Regions from separate parts of the Mus musculus genome. Here region 1 is linked to region 2. A link is a loop called in an ENCODE intact Hi-C map of the cell type or tissue named here. Cell type or tissue: heart. All regions are shown on one strand. Links, peaks and the distances in the headings refer to the core of each region. The heading gives the core; the rest is flanking DNA.

Region 1 (5,379 bases), core at 236-5,235, 73 kb after region 2:
GATTCCATTACAGATGGTTGTGAGCCACCATGTGGTTGCTGGGAATTGAACTCAGGACCTTTGCAAGAGCAGTCAGTGCTCTTAACCACTGAGCCATCTCATCAGCCCCTGTTAAACACTTTTTAATCCTAGCACTTGGAAGGCTAGCGGCAGGAGGGTCTCTGTGAGTTTAAGGCCAGCCTGGTCTACATAACTACTTCTGGGACATCCAGGGCTATATAGTGAGACCCTGTCTACAAATTTTAAAAAAAGAAAAAGAAGAAGAAGCGGAAGAAAAGGAAGAAGAAAATTAGGGGGAAAGGGACCGGGGATTTCCCTCTCAGTCTTCCCCAAAGGTGGTTTTCAAAATGGCCTCATGTGACCAACAGTGAAGTGATGTAATTCACACATAGCTATCTGTGGAGGCCAGTCTTGTGTTCCTATAATGCTTCAGGGTCAGAGGTATCAATTTTATACCCTTTCCCCCGGTCCCCAGCTCTGCTCTCTAGGGTTCATCCCTCAGACCTGTCAGTGAGTCCAGCCCTCGCTCCCCACACATGAGACTGAAGATGCAGTTTTTATTCCGTTTGTGTTGGTGAACTTTATTGTTTAAATCCTGTTGCTGAACCAGGAGAGTTAATAATTCTGATATGCTATCTGATCTAGTGATAAGGGCCGTTTGTATCTGCTTTGTCGTCAGTAATGCCGCGGGTATTTAAAAGTGTTTCCTTGTGGCTTCATAGGACCTAATCTTTCCCACCCACGTGTCCCCGCTACATGACTAAATAGAAGATGGTATATTTAAAATAATTTTGGTGGAGAATTTACAGGAAAAAGTCTTTACTGTCCGCAGGAATATCCCTTGCCTTCTCCAGCCCTGGCCTGTTTCACACTCTTGTTAAGATAACGTGTTCAGTGCGAGGGAGATGGATTCATCAGTGAGGTGTTTGCTGCTCAGGCAGGAGAACCCAAGTTCAGCTCCCAGGACCCAGGTACAAGCTGGGTACTACAGCATACACCCCAGAATCCAGGGGCTGGGGAGCAGATTCCAGCATAGCTGAAGGAGCTTCAGGTTCATTTAAGAACCCTGTCTCAAAACTTGAATGGCCCAGGACAGGGAGACACCTGTGCTCGCCTGCATCCACAAAAAGGGCATCCTCAGTGTGTAGGAGACTGTGCCAACATTTAAGGCTGGGATGTAAATGAGAATAGCCCACAGGTCACTGATTGACATGAAGTATATTTTAAAGCAGGCGTAGTCACATGTTCACTGGAAATCCCCCTCCGAAGTCCCAAGACACTTTTACTGACCTCTTGGTAGGTTGAGAAATGGCCTCGGGGATCAGACTGGGCTATTTGCTGTCAGTTACCAGCACATGTTGATGGAAAGGCGCGGTGTGTGCAGAGTGTACTTCCACCAGCAATGAACACTGTCTGATTTTGTCTAAGTGGGTGTGAAGCCACACAACAGCAGACCTGCAGGCAGGTGCGTCATCGGGCGTCCTCACAGAGCATCGCTGTGGAAGGTTGAATTCAGCGCTTAGTTCCATACTTAGTAAGGAGCGGGCAAAGTCACTTCCCATTGCTGAAGCTCCTTTTCTCGGGTAGCCATGCAGATTGCATGAGGCAGGCGTGTTCTCCCGTGATTCCTTTCGTAATTACAGAGCCTGCTGTATCTACGCATCACACAGAGAGCAGCTGATAAACTGGTCTTACGAGTCTTTTACTTGCCAGGCAGTGATGGCACACGCCTTTAATCCCAGCACTTGGGAGGCAGAGGCAGGCAGATTTCTGAGTTCGAGGCCAGCCTGGTCTACAACGTGAGTTCCAGGACAGCCAGGGCTATAGAGAGAAACCCTGTCTCGAAAAACAAAAATAAATAATAATAAAAAAAAATAAAGCCTTTTACTTTATGATCTCAAGAATGGCATTTTAATTAAAGTTCAATAAAACTGTTTTGTGGGTGTACCCGCACAGTAAATATATTTATTTTACATATTTTTTACTACCAATAAACATCAATGAATTCTGTGATCACCGGAGATCTGCGAGTGTCCGAAGACTGAGATGGAGAGAGGCAATAAAATGTATCATGCAATGTCTAGCAACTCTGATACACGCGATGCAAACGTTTTCAAGGTTTATAAATTGCAAAATGTTTCATGATATGAAAACATGGACATGGGACTAAACTGGAAAAATAAAACTGGAAAGCACAAACAAGTACCAGCACGTATGTGTCCCTGTGTGGTTCAGGAAGCCATGGCCCCGTCTCCTGGGAGCAGGAAGCCACGCCTCCCGTCTCCTGGGAGCCACCCACTCTCCTGCTTATTTCTTCCTCTGCTTTCCATGTGTATTGGATATGAACAAAATGGACAGAGTACATTGTAGACTCACACAGCCTCACAAGTAGTGCGTTAACAGGAATGTGTACATAGGGATGTCAAGTTTTATTTCAAAAAGTGGTATAACGGAGCATTGTTTTTCAACTTTCTGCTCTTACTGTTTTTATATACTTAACTGTGTAGTAAATCACAGATTATCCCCTATGGATGTTCCTTCTCCCACACATGCTGTGCACATGAAAGAGGGCCTCTGGGCATGTGCCTGGGAGCAGAGCTGCTGGATGAGGTGACGTGCCCATGTTCAGTGTCACAGCTAAACCAGCCTAATGTCAGGTTGAACTTATGGTTTTGTGTTAGGTTCCCATTGCCAGGCAGTTTCCTTGGTCTTAAGTGGCAAGTGGCGACACAGAGTTTTTATCTTTGGGTACTGAGGTCAGAAGTCAGAAATTGGTCTGACAGCACAAATGGGGCGTCCGGGAGCTGTGCTCCTTCAGAAGGTGTCAGGGTTTAGTGATGCAAGGCCCTTCCTCTCCCTCTCCCTGGGCTGCCACATTCCAGGCTCATGGCTGCATGTCCCTGATGCCATCTCCGCAGTCACAGCCTGACTTTGTCATACATTTAAGCCCTTTTGATTTATTTTGGAAGCTGGCCTCATTATGTAGTCCTGGCTTATTTATTATTTTTTGGGCAGATCTCAACAATGTAGACTAGGCTGGCCTTGAACTCATAGAGACCAACCAGTCTGCTGGGATCAAATGCAGTCATGAGCACTTGCTCTCAGCTGACTATAACTTCTGTTCCTGGGGCCATAGGGAGGGGGCTCTATCGCCCTCTCCTGGCCCCCAAGGGCACTACACACATGGTACATTTACATACAGGCAGATAAAAACACTTAAAGACATAAAGTAAAAATAAAGTTAAAACAACAACAACAAGCACATGTGCCAAGTCCTTTTTGCCATGTAAGCCACCGTGTATCCTAGGGATGAGGGTGGAGGTAACTTTGGCTAGCTGAGGCCTTATCCACTTTATATATAATGTGAAGAAGATATTTTGGCTCACTATAAATTTGTTTTATTAAGTTGAATTTCCGGGGGCTGGAGAGATGGCTCAGTGGGTAAGAGCACTGACTGCTCTTCCAAAGGTCCTGAGTTCAAATCCCAGAAACCGAATGGTGGCTCATAACCACCATCTGACGCCCTCTTCTGGTACGTCTGAAGACAGCTACCGTGTACTTATTTATAATAAATAAATCTTTGAGCCTGAGGGAGCGGGGCCAACTGGAGTGAACAGAGGTCCTAAATTCAATTCCCAACAACCAGATGAAGGCTCACAACTGTCTGCACAGCTGCAGTGTGTACTCATACACATAAATAAATAAGTCTTTTTTTTAAAGTTGCATTTCCTTTACTATTAACCAGGTTGTGCAGCCTTCCTAATTTTGTAGTTGGTCATTTATTTATTTTTTTCTGTGAAAGTATACTTGTGCTTTGCTCACGTTTAGGGTGGTGTTTATTTGCTTTTCTGTCATTGATTAGAAGGTGCTCTTTGTATGTTTTGGATCTCGTGCTTTTCTATTTATTTAGAAATCACAGGTTATTCCCTCTTCCCCAGTTTGGAACTTGTGTGCTATTAGTTTATGTTTCTTTCGTTGATTTGGATGTACAGTGGCTTTTAATTTTGACAAAGCTGAGCTTTGTTTAATATTATTTTTACCCTGAACATAATGACTATTTCTTCGTTGTTATTTTTTCCCTTCCAGCACTCAGGAGAGTGTATGAGGCAGGAGGATCATGAGTTTGAGTCCATCTTATATAGCGGAGACTCTTTAAAAACAAGTTTTATTATCCCTGGTGTCTAATATACTGGTGTCGAAAGCAGAGGGGAAGCCAGTGACGGTGGGTATTTCTGTGGCCGTGTGCTCATTACTGCTTTAGAATTAGGAAACTCCTGGGTGTCCGGAAAATCAGGTATCCATGGCAGCCAGTTAAAATTTTTTAGCTTTCATTTCAAGCAGAAGAAAGTCTCTGTGTAGAAAGCTCAGGTTGCAATGCATGCTTCCATCCCGGGTCCTCCGTACTGGGCAAAAAAAGTTGAATGGGGAATCGTCACCTTTGCCTCTTGCTCCAGATGCTATTTTTGATCTGGTGTTGGAAAAAGACAGAGTCGCAATTCCACAGTACACTATGGGGACAAGAGAGTGACTCCCTGTGAGCCTGGGAGGGTTGGGGGGAGGAGGGACTCCTTGAGTGGGGGAGGATCGGGGAGGCTCTCCCTAAAGAGGCACAGCTGAGCTCATTAGTGACACAGAGCAGCAAGTCCTGGGATGTGACAGCCCTGCCCCCTGTGCAAGGGCCACACAATAAGGACCCTTAGGGTGGCCGCTCACCTACAGAGCAGCCATCTTCTGCTCTTCATTTTCAGGGTGCACTCGACCCCTGAGAGGAAGTGAGGATTTGGAGACCCCAGTCAGATGTGAGGGAAGTCACACATCAGTGAGGGATCCTGATAATTCAGATAGGGAAGTCTTTTCTCAGCAACTCCTTTTCCGCTTAGACAGAAGCTTAACTCAGAGTTTGTTCTGCAGTTAAGGGGTTTTGTGAAGGTTTATCCATTTGGTAAGAAGCAGGATACATATATTATGAGTTTAAAAAAAATTACATGCTATAATACTTAACTTTTTGAGGAACAATAAATCTGGCCCATGCAGAGGTCCTCATAACTTGAGAGAAGAAAAAAAAATCTGATTTTGCCACTTACTAGGCAAATGACATTTTGTTTATCTTATAATGTAGTCGCCCATCAGAGACTATCAATACAAACCTGAGTAAGTTTGGTTCCCACCACTGAGGAAATTATTAGATTCATGAGCATAGATCCATTTGTTAGTAAATGTATCATAAATAGATAATTTAATAATAGTTGCTACTTGCTGTATTCTTGCCTATGCCAGTTTATTCTGGAGCCAAGTTTGAGCGGCCATGACCTAGGAACACGGATTCCGAGTTCTGAAGTGGTAACAAAGTAACAGACCAGAGAGCCTTGTGTGCCTATC
Region 2 (5,379 bases), core at 66-5,065:
CCAATTATAATTACAAAAAAAATTCGAAACCTCATTCATATTTAGTTGAAGATCTTCCTTCTGAAAGGCACCCTGGTCTTAGTGTTGACTCAACTGATTTTCTTACCCTAATGTAGCCATGCATCCAGTAGCTCTTCTTCCTGCCACACTCCCAGGCTGAAGAGAATTTTGTGGTACATTTGTGTAAGGGCAGATTGGAGGAACGGTACCTAAAGAATACACATCAAAGGGCCAAGGAGGAAGGAGCAGTAAGAAGGAAAAGGAAGCAGGCACACCCCTCCCCCACCCAGCGACCTGGCAGTAATGATTTATTTAAAACTGTATTATAGAGCGCTATAGCACAGCCTATTTGGCTTTAAAGGAATTCTATAGATGGCACAGACTGAGTTAAAACAGTTGAATGGCCAGTATCTTTACAGGTTACTTTGTGAGCCTTAGAGGCAAAGCATCGGATTTCTGTTCCCCCTTAGATGATCTGGTTATAAAAGTAGGTTTTTTTAAAAGGGGTTGTTCTGACCTACTCTTTCAGAATTGAGTAACATTTACATTTTTATTCTGTAGCCTGCCCCTGGTCTCTTCCCTTCCCTGACTGTCTCCCTGGCCTCCAACTCTGGACAATTCTTCTATCCTCCTGAGGGACCCCCCAACCTCATCCAACAGCAGCCCCACCCAGCACAGGCCTTACAGGCATGGCTCTCCACACCTGGGGAAAGGTGCTTTGTCCTGCCAGCGGGTGCCTGGGAACAGCAGGAACAGGGGCCCCCACACGGAACAGCTGCTGAATCTTGTAGCAAACAGTGGAGTAAATCGGTACAACTGGATCCAATTCCAAACACAAACTGGCTTAAAAAAAGGAAACAGCAAGTCCAAATTACTTCGGCTTTTTTTTTTTTTTTTTCTTTTTTAGAGGAAATCCTAAAACTGCTGTAGATTGCAGTGTTGGGAAAACAAGCTCGTGTTTCCAGTTTCTGTACCACTACTTCCCCACTCTGAGCTGTTCAACTCAAGGAGTTCAAGCATTCATGCTGACTCAGTTTTGTCCCCACCGTCAGAACAGAAGTATGACCCAAACGGTACGCTGGGCGGACTAGGAACAGAGACAAGCTGATGTCCGCTTGGCTGTTTCAAGTTTACCAATCCATACTCATTTAGTGCAAACATTGTGTTGGTCAGGTCTATGGAGGTACAAAGAATGACCTTTCCAGAAAGGGCAAACCTAAAATCTCAGCAGAAGGTCTCAAGGTCACTGACCCAGGACAACCCTGGAGACTGGAAACTCCTGGGTCCTGATCCGCACCGGAGGAGGTGGGGGTTCGAGGCCGCGTAGTGAAAGAGCTAGCGTGGGCAGTTCTTTTGTACTCCAGCTGGAGTAAAATGAACGCAGGCTCGCGTGTTTTCATCGCTGGTGACAGCATCCAGCAATGGGAGTAGGGCTCAGGGGCGCGCAGCGGTGCTTTCTCAGCAGGGTCCCCCGAGAAGCCGGAGGAGGGGGTGAGCGCTGCGCCAGAGGACCCGGGAGCCCGGAGGCGAGGGCAGGGGGCGCGGGGCGCGGGGCGCGGACTGGGCTGCGCGCCTGTCCAGGGTGCCGGCAAGCAGGAGCCGCGGCGAGGGAAGGAAGTAGGAAAGAGGAAGGAAAGGCGGGAGGGGCCGGCCGCGCGGCTGCAGTTTCTGCGGCCGGCCTGGTAGGAGGAGCGGGAGGAGCGGGAGGAGGATCCCGAGCCGTCCGTCAGCGGGCGCGGGAGGTGGGGAGAGCGGGAGGAGGAGGAGGATTAAAGATGGCCACCAGCAGCTGCGGGAGACGGCCACCAGCCCTCACTTTCCGGGATGTTCCCCGCGGCCCGGCCCGGCCTTGATGGAGAGGAGCAGCCCGTGCAGTGCCGAGGCTGAGGCGGCGGCGGGGACCCGGCGAGGGAGAAGACGCGGCGGAGCAGGGACCCAGGCGGGAGAAGGGAGCGGCGGCGGCGTCGCTGCCCTGGCTGCCTAGCACGGCTGCCGCCCCGGCCCCGCAGCTCGCGGACTGCAGCGGGCGCTCGGCCCCGGCCCGGCCTGGGGGGACTCCCGGGCCCCACGCCTGGGCCCGCGCGTCCGCGGTGAGTGCTGCCTGCCCGCTCGCCGGCTCGCCCGCGGCGCGCTTTGTTCCTGCGGGGCGGAGGCGCTGTCCGCGCGGGGACAGGCCGCGGCCCAGCCGCTCCCCCACCCGCGTCCTCCTCCGGGCCTGGAGAGGGCGCCGTCGGCGGCTGGTCCCAGGCGGCCGGCGGAGGGGCGTGCGGGGGCCTCGGGGATGGGGAGGCGGGGGCAAGGCGACCGCAGGTCCGGGAGGGCGGGGGCGTAACCCGGCGGCGCCCGGGGTAGGTGGGGGTCATGCCGGTCCCCTCGGGAGGACCCTCCCGGTGCCCATTCCCGGACCCCCCAGCCCCCACCCGCGCGCGCCCGGGCGCAGCGGAGCGCGGCCTCCATCCCTCGGGCGCCGTCTCCAGGGCCGCGGGCCTCTCCTGGCTCATCCCTCTACGCTCTGAGCTGCAAACCCTTCCCTGTGGAAGGGACCTGGGATGCTTCTGTCCTGCATCGGGGATGTGGTGGCATCACCGACATTCGCGGTTATGGCGGGGTTGAAAAGGCAGCGGTGACCTTTCCGACCAGAGCCCTCTGGACCATGGTCGCATCGGAGGTGCTGCGTTCCATTGATTTTTTGACTCTTGAATCGGAGAGACAGATGATGAGTTCTTCCTTTGTAGAAATAATAGGATAGAATCAGATCAAGCAGATGTTTACCGAATGCATGGATTTTCAGTACCTCACCAATGGCTAAGTGTTTTTTCTGTGGGAAAAATGGTGCTTATGCATACGAAAAACTATTTTTGTTCACTAATAGCTATGGGTTGGTCAGTACCAAGTGGTTATTATGGTGTCTGAAAACCCAACAAAAAAAGAAAAACAAAACCCTTGCGTCGAGACAGCAGATTCCAGGCTGGCCTCTATCAAGCAGGTTTAGATCAGTTTTCACTGTCAGGATGTAAAGCAAGTAAAAATAACAAAACAATGAAAAATGTACTTATTTACAGGAAAATGGGATGTGGTATTAGTGTAGAGTCTAGGAGAAAGACTATAGTCTGTTAGTGTATAGATCTAGTCAAAGTAAATCCCTCTTTAAATAAAACTGTCATCATGGGACCCTGCTGTGTAAGAATTAGCTTGATATGCATTTAATGTTTAAAAAAAATCTGTATTTCATTAGGTTTGAGAACTAAAACTTTGAGCAGTTCTGCCTCAAGCAACTAGAAATACAGGTTTTTAAATAGTTTCTCTTTTCCTTAGTTGAAATCTATTCATGTAAAAATATGCTTCTCACAAAAATTTCTCTACAAATGTGCTATGAGTTAAGGAACATGAGGCTTTGAAGTAACTTGGAAAGACATGAAAGAAAGTTAAACCGTAGTGTAATATTCCAGGATCAGATTCTGTACTCTGAGGATGCTGAACTCCACAAGTCTTCACTGTTTACCTCTGGTGTCCTAAATATCACCAAGGTGCTGCATTCAGTGGGGTCTTAGAATTTCTAGAAATTATCCTCAGAATGTAGCCTACATCGGGGCTCCCCCACCCCCATTTGATCTGGAACCACAAAAGATGGTAAACAACTGGGTATCGTAGTTTAAAAAGAGTAAATATCCTACCTGGGTATGGTGACTCATACCTGTTGGCCAGGTACTGGGAGGCTGAGAAGAGCGTGAACGTCTAAGTCTTGTAGATGCAGGCAAGTCTGAGGAAAAAAAATTAGTTTGTGTACTTTCCACCTGTCTCTGTCTAATGCTTGTGATGGAGAGTGTATCAGAGTACCACGGAAAGATGGAGAGGATCCCAGGATAGCATGCATGTAAAGTATTCATCCGTGTATTCTCATTCAGACACGGGGAAGATGCTGATCCCATTGTACAGATGGGGAATTAGGCAACTTTAGGGAAAGTCTAGGACCCAGATTGCCTAAGTTTAGAGCCAGTGATGATCAATGTTTTAGGATACCAATTAGATGTGAAGACCGGAATGGCATGGCATTTTGGAGTCATGGGCTTTCAGTGCAGAGGGCTCAGTGACGGGCTTGCTGGGGTGACCCAGGTATGCACACAGCTCTGCAGCCACACCCCAAAGCTCTTCTCGCTGCATCCCCCTCCCCAACCACCCACCCTCTAGTGTTATTGTTTTCTGTGATTCCAATGGCACAGACCCTTGCGTTTCCATCATGACTGTTGTGTAGAATCTGCTTGTCTGGCGTCTGCTCTGAGTCCCAGCCCCTTCTGCACAGCGGATACTTTTCTCGCCCACAGCACCATTCACAAATTAATGGCCGATTTGGTTTTTTTCAGGTTGGGTTTACTCAGGAATCATCTCCATGTAGTGACGCTTTATCTGAATGTGCAGTTGGGTGGTCTGTCTTACAGACAAGCAGAGGCCATTCATACTTCCCTAGGAAGGCCCTTCATGGCCCTTTGCTTAGTCCTCAGATCCTTGGCAACCATTAATGTCCTCTGTGGAACACCGTCCAGATGCCTCGTGGTGCAGAATGTTGCCTTTTGTGCCTTCGTGCGTTTAGTGTAATGCCTGTGCCATAGAGCAGTGGTATAGCCACGGGCTGGTAAATGGTAACAACTGTGGCAGTTGTTCTAGGGTAACAGTCACCATGGCCTATATTAAGCTTCATTAAACAACATGAGAAAGTTCTGAGAACTCACCCAAGGGCTCTGTATAGCTGGTACCAACCAGCTCCAGCAAGCACTGAGTTTCCTTTTACCGCTATAGCACTAGGACTCTTTAGCATGGTCCTACTTTTTGTCTATTCATGATTGATACAGATTTTGGTTAGTTATGAGTATTATGAGCTATTTTAACCTTCAGCATACAGGTCTGGTTTTCTTGACTCAATATGCAGAGGTGGGACTTTAAGGTCCTATCATGAGCATCAGTGTGCTTTTATCCACCAGACCACTTAGCACGCTTGCCAGCAATGCCGCCGTTCCTGTGTCAGCACCTGTTCTTGTTGGCTAATACTTTAGCCATTTATTGTGTGGCTATTATGTGGTCATATGCTTTTAAGACTTTTGATTTCGTAGTTCTTATTTTCAGTAGTATTTGGGACAACAGGAAGTTTAGGACAGACATTCCTCAAAACACATTTTTGTCTTAGTTGCCCGCTACGGTCTCACTGTGATGGCCATGGCACAGTCCAGGGTGTTTCCTGGGCGGCTTAGTATTTACTTACCTTTCATGTTGTGAAGCTAGCTTTTAGTAAAGAGATCACTACGAAATTTTGGTTCCAGCTTTTACAAAGGCTTGAAAAAAAAAATGCAAGTTTCTGTGCAGCTTGGGTTTCAGTTTGACTTTGCA

Evidence for each region. Hi-C counts contacts between places; a loop is a spot of excess contacts. Peaks named below come from ENCODE experiments on the same cell type or tissue, not always from the same donor. Only the 100,000 strongest peaks of a DNase experiment are listed, where the experiment ranks them.
Region 1: it touches region 2 in a loop (2.6-fold over the local background); 21 of 42 quality-filtered maps call a loop at or near these places.

Annotation. Positions count from the first base shown.
Region 1 is chr5:101,993,424-101,998,802 of GRCm38, reverse strand. All of the region lies in intron 3 of Wdfy3 (WD repeat and FYVE domain containing 3), which reads left to right. Among named protein-coding and RNA genes, the nearest start is that of Gm42135, 48 kb to the right of the region's middle. In heart, for the core only: a CTCF peak has its summit at 3,164 (motif pointing left); DNase peaks (open chromatin) are centred at 2,262 and 4,542; H3K4me3 peaks cover 361 bases; H3K27ac peaks cover 495 bases.
Region 2 is chr5:102,066,307-102,071,685 of GRCm38, reverse strand. It overlaps Wdfy3 (WD repeat and FYVE domain containing 3), which reads left to right and starts at 1,765. Exons shown (of 67, transcript NM_172882.3): 1 at 1,765-2,090. In heart, for the core only: CTCF peaks have their summits at 1,633 and 2,223 (motif pointing right); DNase peaks (open chromatin) are centred at 685, 1,045, 1,705 and 2,335; H3K4me3 peaks cover 2,234 bases; H3K27ac peaks cover 2,184 bases.